Regions from separate parts of the Homo sapiens genome. Here region 2 is linked to region 1. Evidence: read pairs that join two places in POLR2A ChIA-PET (ENCODE). Cell type or tissue: Panc1. All regions are shown on one strand. Links, peaks and the distances in the headings refer to the core of each region. The heading gives the core; the rest is flanking DNA.

Region 1 (6,172 bases), core at 966-4,965:
AGTTTTAAGACTGAGAGGGTCAATTTCTATGTTTGTTTAAAAGAAACAATAAACATCAGTTCTGTGGGACAATTTGGCTGGTTTCTGCAACAGAGAGTCATATAAAACCACTGGTAAAATTATACATTTTTCCCAGCACTTTGGAAAACTGTTTGGGATTACCTTCTAGATCTAAATACATGCCTCCACTATGACTTAGAAATTTATTTTTTCAATATGCATGTAAGGGAAATGAGGATACATATCCACTAAAAGCGTACATGTACAAGAAAAATAAAAATGTTTAGAGAAGTTTTATTCATAATATTAAAAAATAGGTAATAACTAAAGTGGCCATCACGAGTAGAACAATAGAAGCAAATTGTTGTATATTCATATAATGGAATTCTACTGGTAATAAAAAGTATCACACATAGGCATGAGCAAAGACTTCATGATGAAGATGTCAAAAGCAATTGTGACAAAACCAAAAATTGACACAAAAAATTGACAAACCTGATTAAACTAAAGAGCTTCTGCACAGCAAAGGAAACTATTATCAGAGTGAACAGATAACCTATGGAATGGGAGAATAGTTTTGCAATCCAACTATCTGACCATCGTCTAATGTCCAGCATCTACACAGAACTTAAACAAATTTACAGGAAAGAAACAACCCCATTAAAAAGTGGGAAAATGATATGAACAGACATTTCTCAAAAGAAGACTTACATGCGGCCAACAAACATATGAAAAAAAGCTCAACATCACTGATCATTAGAAGAATGCAAAGCAAAACCACAAGATATTATCTCACACCAGTCAGAATGGCTATTGTTAAAAAGTCAAAAAAACAACAGATGCTGGCAAAGTTGTGGAGAAAAAGAAACGCTTTTACACTGTTGATGGGAATGTAAATTAGTTCAACCATTGTGGAAAACAGTGTAGTGACTCCTCAAAGACCTAGAGGCAGAAATACCATTTGACCCAGAAATCCCATTACTGGGTATATATCCAAAGGAATGTAAATCATTCCATTATGAAGATACATGCACATGTAAGTTCACTGAAATACTATTCACAATAACAGACATATGGAATCAACCTAAATGCCCATCAGTGAGAGACTGGATAAAGAAAATGTGGTACATATATACCATGGAATACAATGCAGCCATAAAAAGAAACAAGATCGTGTCCTTCGCAGGGACATGATGGAGCTGGAGGCCATTATCCTCGGCAAACTAATGCAGGAACAGAAAACAAAACACCGCATGGTCTCACTTATAAGACGGAGCTGAATGATGAGAACACATGGACACATTGTGGGGAACAACATACCTTGGGGCCTGTCAGAGGGTGGGTGGGGAGGAGGGAGAGTATCAGGGAAAATGTCTAAGGGATTCTGGCCTTGATACCTAGGTGATGGGATGATCTGTGCAGCAAACCACCATGGCACATGTTTGCCTCTGTAGCAAACATGCACATTCTGCACATGTACCCCTGACTTTAAAATAAAATTTAAAAAAGTATCACAGACTTTAAGCTGAGAGAAAGGATGCAGATGCAAAGAATATGTACTTCATTATTTCACTTACATGATGTCCACAAAGAGGCAAAAATGATTTACAAAGTTAGACATCAGAATAGTGGTTTTCTTAAGGCTAAAAGAATAATTATTAATAGACACGAGGCATGAAGGAGGCTTTGTTGGTTCTAGGAACAGTCTGTATCTCAAACTGGTTAATAACTGTATGGGTGTATGCATGAATAAAAAATTCATCAAGTACTTATAATTTGTGCACTTTATTTGTGTTATCTCTCAAGTTTAAAAAATGAGGAAATTCGTAAGAGGGGAAGAGTTGATAGTCCTGATGTGTATGAATTGACTTCTAAGCTCTAATTAGAATAAAAAGCAGTTCCATAAATTTAAAAATGGCAGAAATGGTATACTATTTAGGAGCATGTAGATGTAGCAGGATTTTATTTTGGAAGAATAAACTTACACTTATTTGTGTGTGTTTTCCTTATGCCTCTATGCTTCCAATACATTGCTGTTCACTCAGCTAGATTATTCCATGTTAATTTTCTAATTTCATAGTAAAAGCATAAAAGAAAAAGAAAAAAGAAAAAGGTCTCTACTCAGAGAAATATCATGCCACAAACAAAAAGGATTTTTTTAAAGAAAATCTTGTATATAAAAGTGGTCTTCCCCTTCCCAAAGACTAGAAATAAATTCCCAGGAATGCAGGCAAGGGTCAGGGAGGAAGTATCGAGAAAAAGAGAGAAATCAGAAAGGCCTCTGTTAAGTATGACTAATAGGAAGGGGCCAAGCTGGCCGGGCGTGGTGGCTCATGCTTGTAATTCCAGCACTTTGGGAAGCCAAGGCGGGTGGATCACTTGAGATCAAGAGCCTGGCCAACATGATAAAACCCCATCTCTAATAAAAATACAAAAATTAGGTGGCCATGATGGCACTTGCCTGTAATCCCACCTACTCAGGAGGCTGAGGCTTGAGAATCTCTTGAACCCGAGGTCGGAGGTTGCAGTGAGCTGAGATCGTGCCACTGCACTCCAGCCTGGGTAGCAGAGCAAGCAAGCAAGCAGCCTGGGTGTCAAAAAAAAAAAAAAAAGAAGGAAGGGGCCAAACCATGAAAAAAAAAAGCTGCTCTGCCTTGGGCCACCACTAACCTCTACTCAAGCCAGCATCTTCTGCTATCAGTGCCCTGAAGTGATGTGAGAGCTGAAGGGGCAACAGGAACCTCCAAAGAAGCACAGCTCAGGCTCTAGTTGAGTGAGAAAAACGTGCTCCTTCTTAGGGGAAGGCAGCTTCTGATGTGGACTTCCTTTTGACAGCAGACACCACCATCCTATTTGAGACCATCTGGATCACCACTCCCCATACAACTGTTCATAAGACCGCAAAAAGGCAAATGGATCTCTGGACATCTGATAGGGTGGTGATGTGAAATGGATCACCCTCACCTTTACCTATACTTTGGTGTGGTCAAATATAGAATGAGAACTCTGGTTCTATCACAGAAAACCTCTGGAGCAAATGAAATCTCAAGAGAGAAGGATGGGGAGATGGGACAGGTGGGACAGATTTTGATGATAAGTTCTTTAGTATTTAGGGATATATTTTAATGTTAAGCATTATAAGTACCTCATTTTTATAAGGAGTGTATTTTAAAATTTAAAGTATATTGCTCTGGAAACAGTTAAGCCAAAACTTTGCATATATGCGAGAAATATAGTGCATAAACATGCTAAGTCAGTGTTCAAACATTTTGGCTGATATTTTCTAATTTGCATCTTTCATCATATAACTTGTGTCAGGCCTCTGAGCCTAAGCCAAGCCATCGCATCCCCTGTGACTTGCACATATACGCCCAGATGGCCTGAAGCAACTGAAGAATCACAAAAGAAGTGAATATGCCCTGCCCCACCTTAACTGATGACATTCCACCACAAAAGAAGTGTAAATGGCCGGTCCTTGCCTTAACTGATGACATTACCTTGTGAAAGTCCTTTTCCTGGCTCATCTTGGCTCAAAAATCACCCCCACTGAGCACCTTGCGACCCCCCCACTCCTGCCCGCCAGAGAACAAACCCCCTTTGACTGCAATTTTCCTTTACCTACCCAAATCCTATAAAACGGCCCCACCCTTATCTCCCTTTCCTGACTCTTTTCGGACTCAGCCCGCCTGCACCCAGGTGAAATAAACAGCCATGTTGCTCACACAAAGCCTGTTTGGTGGTCTCTTCATACAGACGCGCATGAAATTTGGTGCCGTGACTCGGATCGGGGGACCTCCCTTGGGAGATCAATCCCCTGTACTCCTGTTCTTTGCTCCGTGAGAAAGATCCACCTATGACCTCAGGTCCTCAGACCGACCAGCCCAAGGAACATCTCACCAATTTTAAATCAGGTAAGTGTCCTCTTCTTACTCTCTTCTCCAACCTCTCTCACTGTCCCTCAACCACTTTCTCCTTTCCACTCTTCAATCTCTCCCTTTTCTTAATTTCTATTCCTTTCATTTTCTGGGAAAGACAAAGGAGACACATTTTATCCATGGACCCAAAACTCCTGCGCCGGTCACGGACTGGGAAGGCAGCCTTCCCTTGGTGTTTAATCATTGCAGGGACACCTCTCTGATTATACACTCACGTTTCAAGGGTGTCAGACCACACAGGGACACCTGCCTTGGTCCTTCACCCTTAGCAGCAAGTCCCGCTTTTCTGGGGAAGGGGCAAGTACCCCAACCCCTTCTCTCCTTGTCTCTACCCCTTCTCTGCTTTTCTGGGACAGGGGCAAGTACCCCTCAACCCCTTCTCCTTCACCCTTAGCGGCAAGTCCCGCTTTTCTATGGGGTAAGAACCCCCAATCCCTTATTTCCGTGCCCCAACCTCTTATATCTCTGCACCCCAATCCCTTATTTCCGCACCCCAACCTCTTATCTCTGTGCCCCAACCCCTTTTCCCACTTTTCTGGAAGGTAAGAACCCCCGAACCCCTTCCCTCCATTTCTCTACTCTCTCTTTTCTCTAGGCTTGCTTCCTTCACTATGGGCAACCTTCCACCCTCCATTCCTCCTTCTACTCCCTTGGCCTGTGTTCTCAAAAACTTAAAACCTCTTCAACTCACACCTGACCTAAAACCTAAATGCCTTATTTTCTTCTGCAATGCCGCTTGACCCCAATACAAACTCGACAGTAGTTCCAAATAGCCAGAAAATGGCACTTTGAATTTTTCCATCCTGCAAAATCTAAATAATTCTTGTCGTAAAATAGGCAAACGGTCTGAGATGCCTGACATCCAGGCATTCTTTTACACATCAGTCCCTCCCTAGTCTCTGTGCCCAGTGCAACTCGTCCCAAATCTTCCTTCTTTCCCTCCCGCCTGTCCCGTCAGTACCAACCCCAAGCGTCGCTGAGTCTTTCTAATCTTCCTTTTCTACAGACCCATCTGACCTCTCCCCTCCTCCCCAGGCTGCTCCTCGCCAGGCTGAGCTAGGTCCCAATTCTTCCTCAGCCTCTGCTCCTCCACCCTATAATCCTTTTATCACCTCCCCTCCTCACACCTGGTCCGGCTTACAGTTTCTTTCCTTGACTAGCCCTCCCCCACCTGCCCAGCAATTTACTCTTAAAAAGGTTCCTGGAGCTAAAGACATAATCAAGGTTAACGCTCCTTTTTCTTTCTCCCAAATCAGAAGTGTTTAGGCTCTTTTTCATCAAATATAAAAATCCAGCCCAGTTCATGGCTCGTTCGGCAGCAACCCTGGGACACTTTACAGCCCTAGACCCTAAAAGGTCAAAAGGCCGTCTTATTCTCAATATACATTTTATTACCCAATCTGCTCCTGACATTAAATAAAACTCCAAAAATTGGAATCTGGCCCTCAAACCCCACAACAGGACTTCATTAACCTCACCTTCAAGGTGTACAATAACAGAAAAAAGTTGCAATTCTTTGCCTCCACTGTGAGACAAACCCCAGCCACATCTCCAGCACACAAGAACTTCCAAACGTCTGAAACGCAGCAGCCAGGCATTCCTCCAGAACCTCCTCCCCCAGGAGCTTGCTACACATGCTGGAAATCTGGCCACTGGGCCAAGGAATGCCTGCAGCCTGGGATTCCTCCTAAGCCACGTCCCATCTGTGTAGGACACCACTGAAAATCGGACTGTTCAACTCACCTGGCAGCCACTCCCAGAGCCCCTGGAACTCTGGCCCAAGGCTCTCTGACTGACTCCTTCCCAGATTTTCTCAGCTTAGCAGCTGAAGACTGACGCTGCCGGATCGCCTCGGAAGCCCCCTAGACCATCACGGACGCCGAGCTTCCGGTAACTCTCACAGTGGAAGGTAAGCCCGTCCCCTTCTTAATCAATACAGAGGTTACCCACTCCACATTACCTTCTTTTCAAGGGCCTGTTTCCCTTGCCTCCATAACTGTTGTAAGTACTGATGGCCAGGCTTCTAAACCTCTTAAAACTCCCCAACTCTGGTGCCAACTTAGACAATACTCTTTCAAGCACTCCTTTTTAGTTATCCCCACCTGCCCAGTTCCCTTATTAGGCTGAGACACTTTAACTAAATTATCTGCTTCCCTGACTACTCCTGGATTACAGCTATATCTCATTGCCGCCCTTCTTCCCAATCCAAAGCCTCCTTTGCGTCCTCCTCTTGTATC
Region 2 (6,172 bases), core at 1,406-5,405, 140 kb before region 1:
TTTTGGTCAACTATATTCCTAAGCATTTTTTAATGCTTTTGTAAAGTGAGATTGTTTTCTCAATTTTTTTTCAAATGGCTTACTATTAGTGCATTGAAACATTATTAATTTTTGTATGTTGTTTTGGTATCCTGTAAATTTACTGAATTAATTGATTATTTGTAACAGTTTTTTGGTTAAGACTTTATGGTTTTCTGTATCTAAAATCAAGTTGTCTGCAGAGCCAATTTAACCTTTTTCTTTCCAATTTGGGTACCTTTAATTTTTTTTAGCCTAATTGCTATGGCTAGAACTTTCAGTACTATGTTGACTAAAAATGGTGAGAGTGAATATCCTTGTTTTGATCCTGAAATTAGAAATATCTTTTAATTTTTCACAATGGAGTATGATGTTAGCTGTGGGCTTGTCATATATGCCCTTTAATTATGTAAAGATGTATTTTATATATACTTAATTGTTGATAGTTTTTATTTTAAAAAGATGTTAAATTTTGTCAAATGTCTTTCTGCATCTATTGAGATGACCATATAGTTTTTTGTCATTTATTCCATTAAAATGGTGTATTATGTTTATTGATTTGCATAGGTTGAACTACACTTGCATTCCAGTAATACATCCCACTTAATAATGGTAAATGATCCTTTTAACATGCTGTTAAATTCAATTTGGTACTATTATGTTGAAGATTTTTGCATCTATGTTCATTAGGGATATTGTCCTGTTATTTCCTGTTATTTTCTTTTTGTAGTGTGCTTGTTTTGCTTTAGTATCAGGGTAATGCTGGACTCATAAAATGAGTTAGAAAGTATTCCCTCCTCTTTGAATTTTTAGAAGAGTTTGTGAAGGATTAGTATTAGTTCTTCTTTTTAAATTAGATTAAATTTAATTATATTTCAATAGTTTCGGGAGAACAGGTGGTTTTTGGTTATATGGATAAGTTATTTAGTGGTGATTTCGGAGATTTTGGTGCACCCATCACTCAAGCAGTGTACACTGTACACAGTATGTATTCTTTTATTCCTTGCCCCCCTCCTACCCTTCCCCTGAATCCGCAAAGTCCATTATATCATTCATATGCCTTTGTGTCCTCATAGCTTAGCTCCCACTTATAAGTGAAAACATAAGTGATTTTCCATTTCTGAGTTACTTCACTTAGAATAATGGTCTCCAGCTCCATCCAAGTTGCTGCGAATGCTATTATTTTTTTTCTTATTATGAGCGAGTAGTATTCCAGGGTGTGTGTGTATGTGTGTGTGTGTGTGTGTGTGTGTGCGTATAATATATATATATACCACATTTTCTTTATCAACTCCTTGGTTGATGGGCATTTAGGCTAGTTCTATGCATGTAGAAGTGTCTTTTTCATGTAATGACTTCTTTTCTTCTGGGTAGATACCCAGTAGTGGGATTGCTGGATCAAATGGCACTTCTACTTATAGTTCTTTAAGGAATCTCCATACTGTTTTCCATAGTGGTTGTACAAGTTTATAGTCCCATTAGGAGTGTAAAAGTGCTCCCTTTTCACCACATTGACACCAAATTCTTGAATCCAAAACAGAGCCCACATAGCCAAAGCAAGACTAAGCAAAAAATAAAAATAAAAATAAAGGAGGTTCCAAGATGGCCAAATAGGAACAGCTCCATTCTGTAGCTCCAAGCATGAGCAGTGCAGAAGACGGGTGATTTCTGCATTTCCAACTGAGGTACCGGGTTCATCTCACTGGGGCTTATCAGACAATGGGTGCAGCCCACAGAGCAGGGTGGGGCATCACCTCACACGGGAAGCGCAAGGGGTCTGGAATTCCCTTTCCTAGCAAAGGGAAGCTGTGACAGACAGTACCTGGAAAATTGGGGCGCTCCCACCCTAATACTGTGCCTTTCCAATGGCCTTAGCAAGTGGCACACCAGGAGATTATATCCTGCGCCTGGCTCGGAGGGTCCCATGCCATGGAGCCTCACTCACTGCTAACACAGCAGTCTGAGATCAAACTGCAAGGTGGCAGTGAGGCTGGGGGAGGGGCGTCCACTATTGCTGAGGCTTGAGTAGGTAAACAAAGTGGCTGGGAAGCTCAAACTGGGTGGAGCCCACCACAGCTCAAGGAGGCCTGCCTGCCTCTGTAGACTGCACCTCTGGGGGCAGGGTGTAGCTGAACAAAAGGCAGCAGAAACTTCTGCAGATGTAAACATCCCTATCTGACAGCTTTGAAGAGAGTAGTGGTTCTCCCAGCACGGAGTTTGAGATCTGAGAACGGACAGACTGCCTCCTCAAGTGGGTCCCTGAACCCGAGTAGCCTAACTGGGAGACACGTCCCAATAGGGGCCAACTGACACCTCATACAGCCAGGTGCCCCTCTGAGACGAAGCTTCCAGAGGAAGTATCAGGCAGCAACATCTGCCGTTCTGCAATATTTGCTGTTCTGCAGCCTCTGCTGGTGATACCCAGGCAAACAGGGTCTGGGGTGGACCTCCAGCAAACTCCAACAGACCTGCAGCTGAGGGTCCTGACTGTTAGAAGGAAAACTAACAAACAAAAAGGACATCCACACCAAAACCCCATCTGTACATCACCATCATCAAAGACCAAAGGTAGGTAAAAACCACAAAGATGCGAAGAAACCAGAGCAGAAAAGCCAAAAATTCTAAAAATCAGAGTGCCTCTTCTCCTCCAAAGGAACACAGCTCCTCACTAGCAATGGAACAAAGCTGGATGGAGAATGAATTTGACGAGTTGAGAGAAGAAGCCTTCAGAAGATCAGTAATAACAAACTTCTCTAAGCTAAAGGAGGATGTTCGAACCCATCACAAAGAAGCTAAAAACGTTGAAAAAAATTAGACGAATGGCTAACTAGAATCAACAGTGTAGAGAAGTCCTTAAATGACCTGATGGAGCTGAAAACCATGGCACGAGAACTATGTGATGCATGCACAAGCTTCAGTAGCCGATTTGATCAAGTGGAAGAAAGGATATCAGTGATTGAAGATCAAATGAATGAAATGAAGCGAGAAAAGAAGTTTAGAGAAAAAAGAGTAAAAAGAAACAAACAAAGCCTCCAAGAAATATGGGACTATGTGAAAAGACTAAATCTACATCTGATTGGTGTACCTGAAAGTGATGGGGAGAATGGAACCAAGTTGGAAAACACTCTTCAGGATATTATCTAGGAGAACTTCCCCAACCTAGTGAGGCAGGCCAACATTCAAATTCAGGAAATACACAGAATACCACAAAGATACTCCTTGAGAAGAGCAACCCCAAGACATATAATTGTCAGATTCACCAAAGTTGAAATGAAGGAAAAAATGTTAAGGGCAGCCAGAGAGAAAGGTCGGGTTACCCACAAAGGGAAGCCCATCAGACTAACAGCAGATCTCTCGGCAGAAACTCTACAAGCCAGAAGAGAGTGGGGGCCAATATTCAACATTCTCAAAGAAAAGAATTTTCAACCCAGAATTTCATATCCAGCCAAACTAAGCTTCATAAGTGAAGGAGAAATAAAATACTTTACAGACAAACAAATGCTGAGACATTTTGTCACGACCAGGCCTGCCCTAAAAGAGCTCCTGAAGGAAGCACTAAACATGGAAAGGAACAACTGGTACCAGCCACTGCAAAAACATGCCAAATTGTAAAGACCATCAATGCTAGGAAGAAACTGCATCAACTAACGAGCAAAATAACCAGCTAACATCATAATGACAGCATCAAATTCACACATAACAATATTATCTTTAAATGTAAATGGGCTAAATGCTCCAATTAAAAGACACAGACTGGCAGATTGGATGAAGAGTCAAGACCCATCACTGTGCTGTATTCAGGAGACTCATCTCACGTGCGGAGACACACATAGGCTTAAAATAAAGGGATGGAGGAAGATCTACCAAGCAAATGGAAAACAAAAAAATGCAGGGGTTGCAATCCTAGTCTCTGATAAAACAGACTTTAAACCAACAAAGATCAAAAGAGACAAAGAAGGCCATTACATAATGGTAAAGGGATCAATTCAAGAAGAAGAGCTAACTATCCTAAATATATATGCACCCAATACAGGAGCACCCAGATTCATAAAGCAAGTCCTTAGAGACCTACAAAGAGACTTAGACGCCCACACAATAATAAGGGAGACTTTAACACCCCATTGTCAACATTAGACAGATCAATGAGACAGGAAGTTAACAAGGATATCCAGGAATTGAACTCAGCTCTGCACCAAGCGGACCTAATAGACATCTACAGAACTCTCCACCTCAAATCAACAGAATATACATTCCTCTCAGCACCACATCACACTTATTCCAAAATTGACCACATAGTTGGAAGTGAAGCACTCCTCAGCAAATGTAAAAGAACAGAAATTATAACAAACTGTCTCTCAGACCACAGTGCAATCAAACTAGAACGAAGGATTAAGAAACTCACTCAAAACCGCTCAACTACATGGAAACTGAACAACCTGCTCCTGAATGACTACTGAGTACATAACGAAATGAAGGCAGAAATAAAGATGTTCTTTGAAGCCAATGAGAACAAAGACACAATGTACAAGAATCTCTGGGACATTTAAAGCAGTGTGTAGAGGGAAATTTGTAGCACTAAATGCCCACGAGAGAAAGCAGGAAAGATCTAAAATTGACACCCTAACATCACCACTAAAAGAACTAGAAAATTCGCTGGGCACGGTGGCTCACATCTGTAATCCCAGCACTTTGGGAGGCCAAGGCAGGTGGATCACGAGGTCAGGAGATCAGGACCTTCCTGGCTAACACAGTGAAATCCTGTCTCTACTGAAAACATAAAAAATTAGCCAGACGTGGTGGGTGCCTGTAGTCCCAGGTACTCGGGAGGCTGAGGCAGGAGAATGGCGTGAACCCAGGAGGTGGAGGTTGCAGTGAGCCGAGATCACGCCACTGCACTCCAGCCTGGGGAACAGAGCAAGACTCCATCTCAAAAAAAAGAACTAAAAAACAAGAGCAAACACATTCAAAAGCTAGCAGAAGGCAAGAAATAACTAAGATCAGAGCAGAACTGAAGGAGATAGAGCCAAAAAAAACCCTTCAAAAAATCAATGAATCCAGGAGCTGGTTTTTTGAAAAGATCAACAAAATTGATAGATCGCTAGCAAGACTAATAAAGAAGAAAAGAGAGAAGAATCAAATAGATGCAAAATAAATAAATGAATAAATAAATAAAGGGGATCTCACCACCGATCCCACAGAAATACAAACTACCATCAGAGAACACTGTAAACACCTCTACGCAAATAAACTAAAAAATCTAGAAAAAATCGATAAATTCCTGGACACATACACCCTCCCAAGACTAAACCAGGAAGAAGTTGTATCCCTGAATAGGCCAATAACAGGTTCTGAAATTGAGGCAATAATTAATAGCCTACCAACCAAAAAAAGTCCAGGACCAGACGGATTCACAGCTAAATTCTACCAGAGGTAAAAGGAGGAGCTGGTACCATTCCTTCTGAAACTATTCCAATCAATAGAAAAAGAGGAAATCCTCCCTAATTCATTTTATGAGGCCAACATCATCCTGATACCAAAGCCTGGCACAGACACAATAAAAGGAATTTTAGATCAGTATCGCTGATGAACATCGATGCAAAAATCCTCAATAAAATACTGGGAAACTGAATCCAGCAGTACATCAAAAAGCTTATCCACTACGATCAAGTTGGCTTCATCCCTGGGATGCAAGGCTGGTTCAACATATGGAAATCAATAAACATAATCCATCATATAAACAGAACCAAAGACAAAAACCACATGATTATCTCAATAGATGCAGAAAAGGCCTTCAACAAAATTCAACAACCTTTCATGCTAAAAGCTCTCAATAAACTAGGTATTGATGGGGCATATCTCAAAATAATAAGAGCTATTTATGACAAACCCACAGCCAATATCATACCGAATGGGCAAAAGCTGGAAGCATTCCCTTTGAAAACTGGCATAAGACAAGGATGCCCTCTCTCACCACTCCTATGCAACATAGTGTTGGAAGTTCTGGCCAGGGCAATTAGTCAGGAGAAGGAAATAAAGGGTAATCAATTAGGAAAAGAGGAAGTCAAATTGTCCCTGTTTGCAGATGACATGATTGTATATTTACAAAACCCCATCATCTCAGCCCAAAATCTCCTTAAGCTGATAAGCAACTTCA

Evidence for each region. ChIA-PET counts read pairs that join two places held together with the same protein. Peaks named below come from ENCODE experiments on the same cell type or tissue, not always from the same donor. Only the 100,000 strongest peaks of a DNase experiment are listed, where the experiment ranks them.
Region 2: POLR2A ChIA-PET joins it to region 1 with 5 read pairs; 4 of 35 experiments call an interaction of 5 or more read pairs at or near these places.

What each region holds. Positions count from the first base shown.
Region 1 is chr12:10,335,784-10,341,955 of GRCh38, reverse strand. It overlaps LINC02617 (long intergenic non-protein coding RNA 2617), which reads left to right and starts at 3,664. Exons shown (of 3, transcript NR_159946.1): 1 at 3,664-3,911; 2 at 5,647-5,844. RefSeq lists enhancers at 2,770-3,349, 3,350-3,928. In Panc1, for the core only: no CTCF peak of the experiment used is centred there; no DNase peak of the experiment used is centred there; H3K27ac peaks cover 331 bases.
Region 2 is chr12:10,474,531-10,480,702 of GRCh38, reverse strand. No RefSeq gene overlaps it. Among named protein-coding and RNA genes, the nearest start is that of KLRC1, 24 kb to the right of the region's middle. In Panc1, for the core only: no CTCF peak of the experiment used is centred there; no DNase peak of the experiment used is centred there.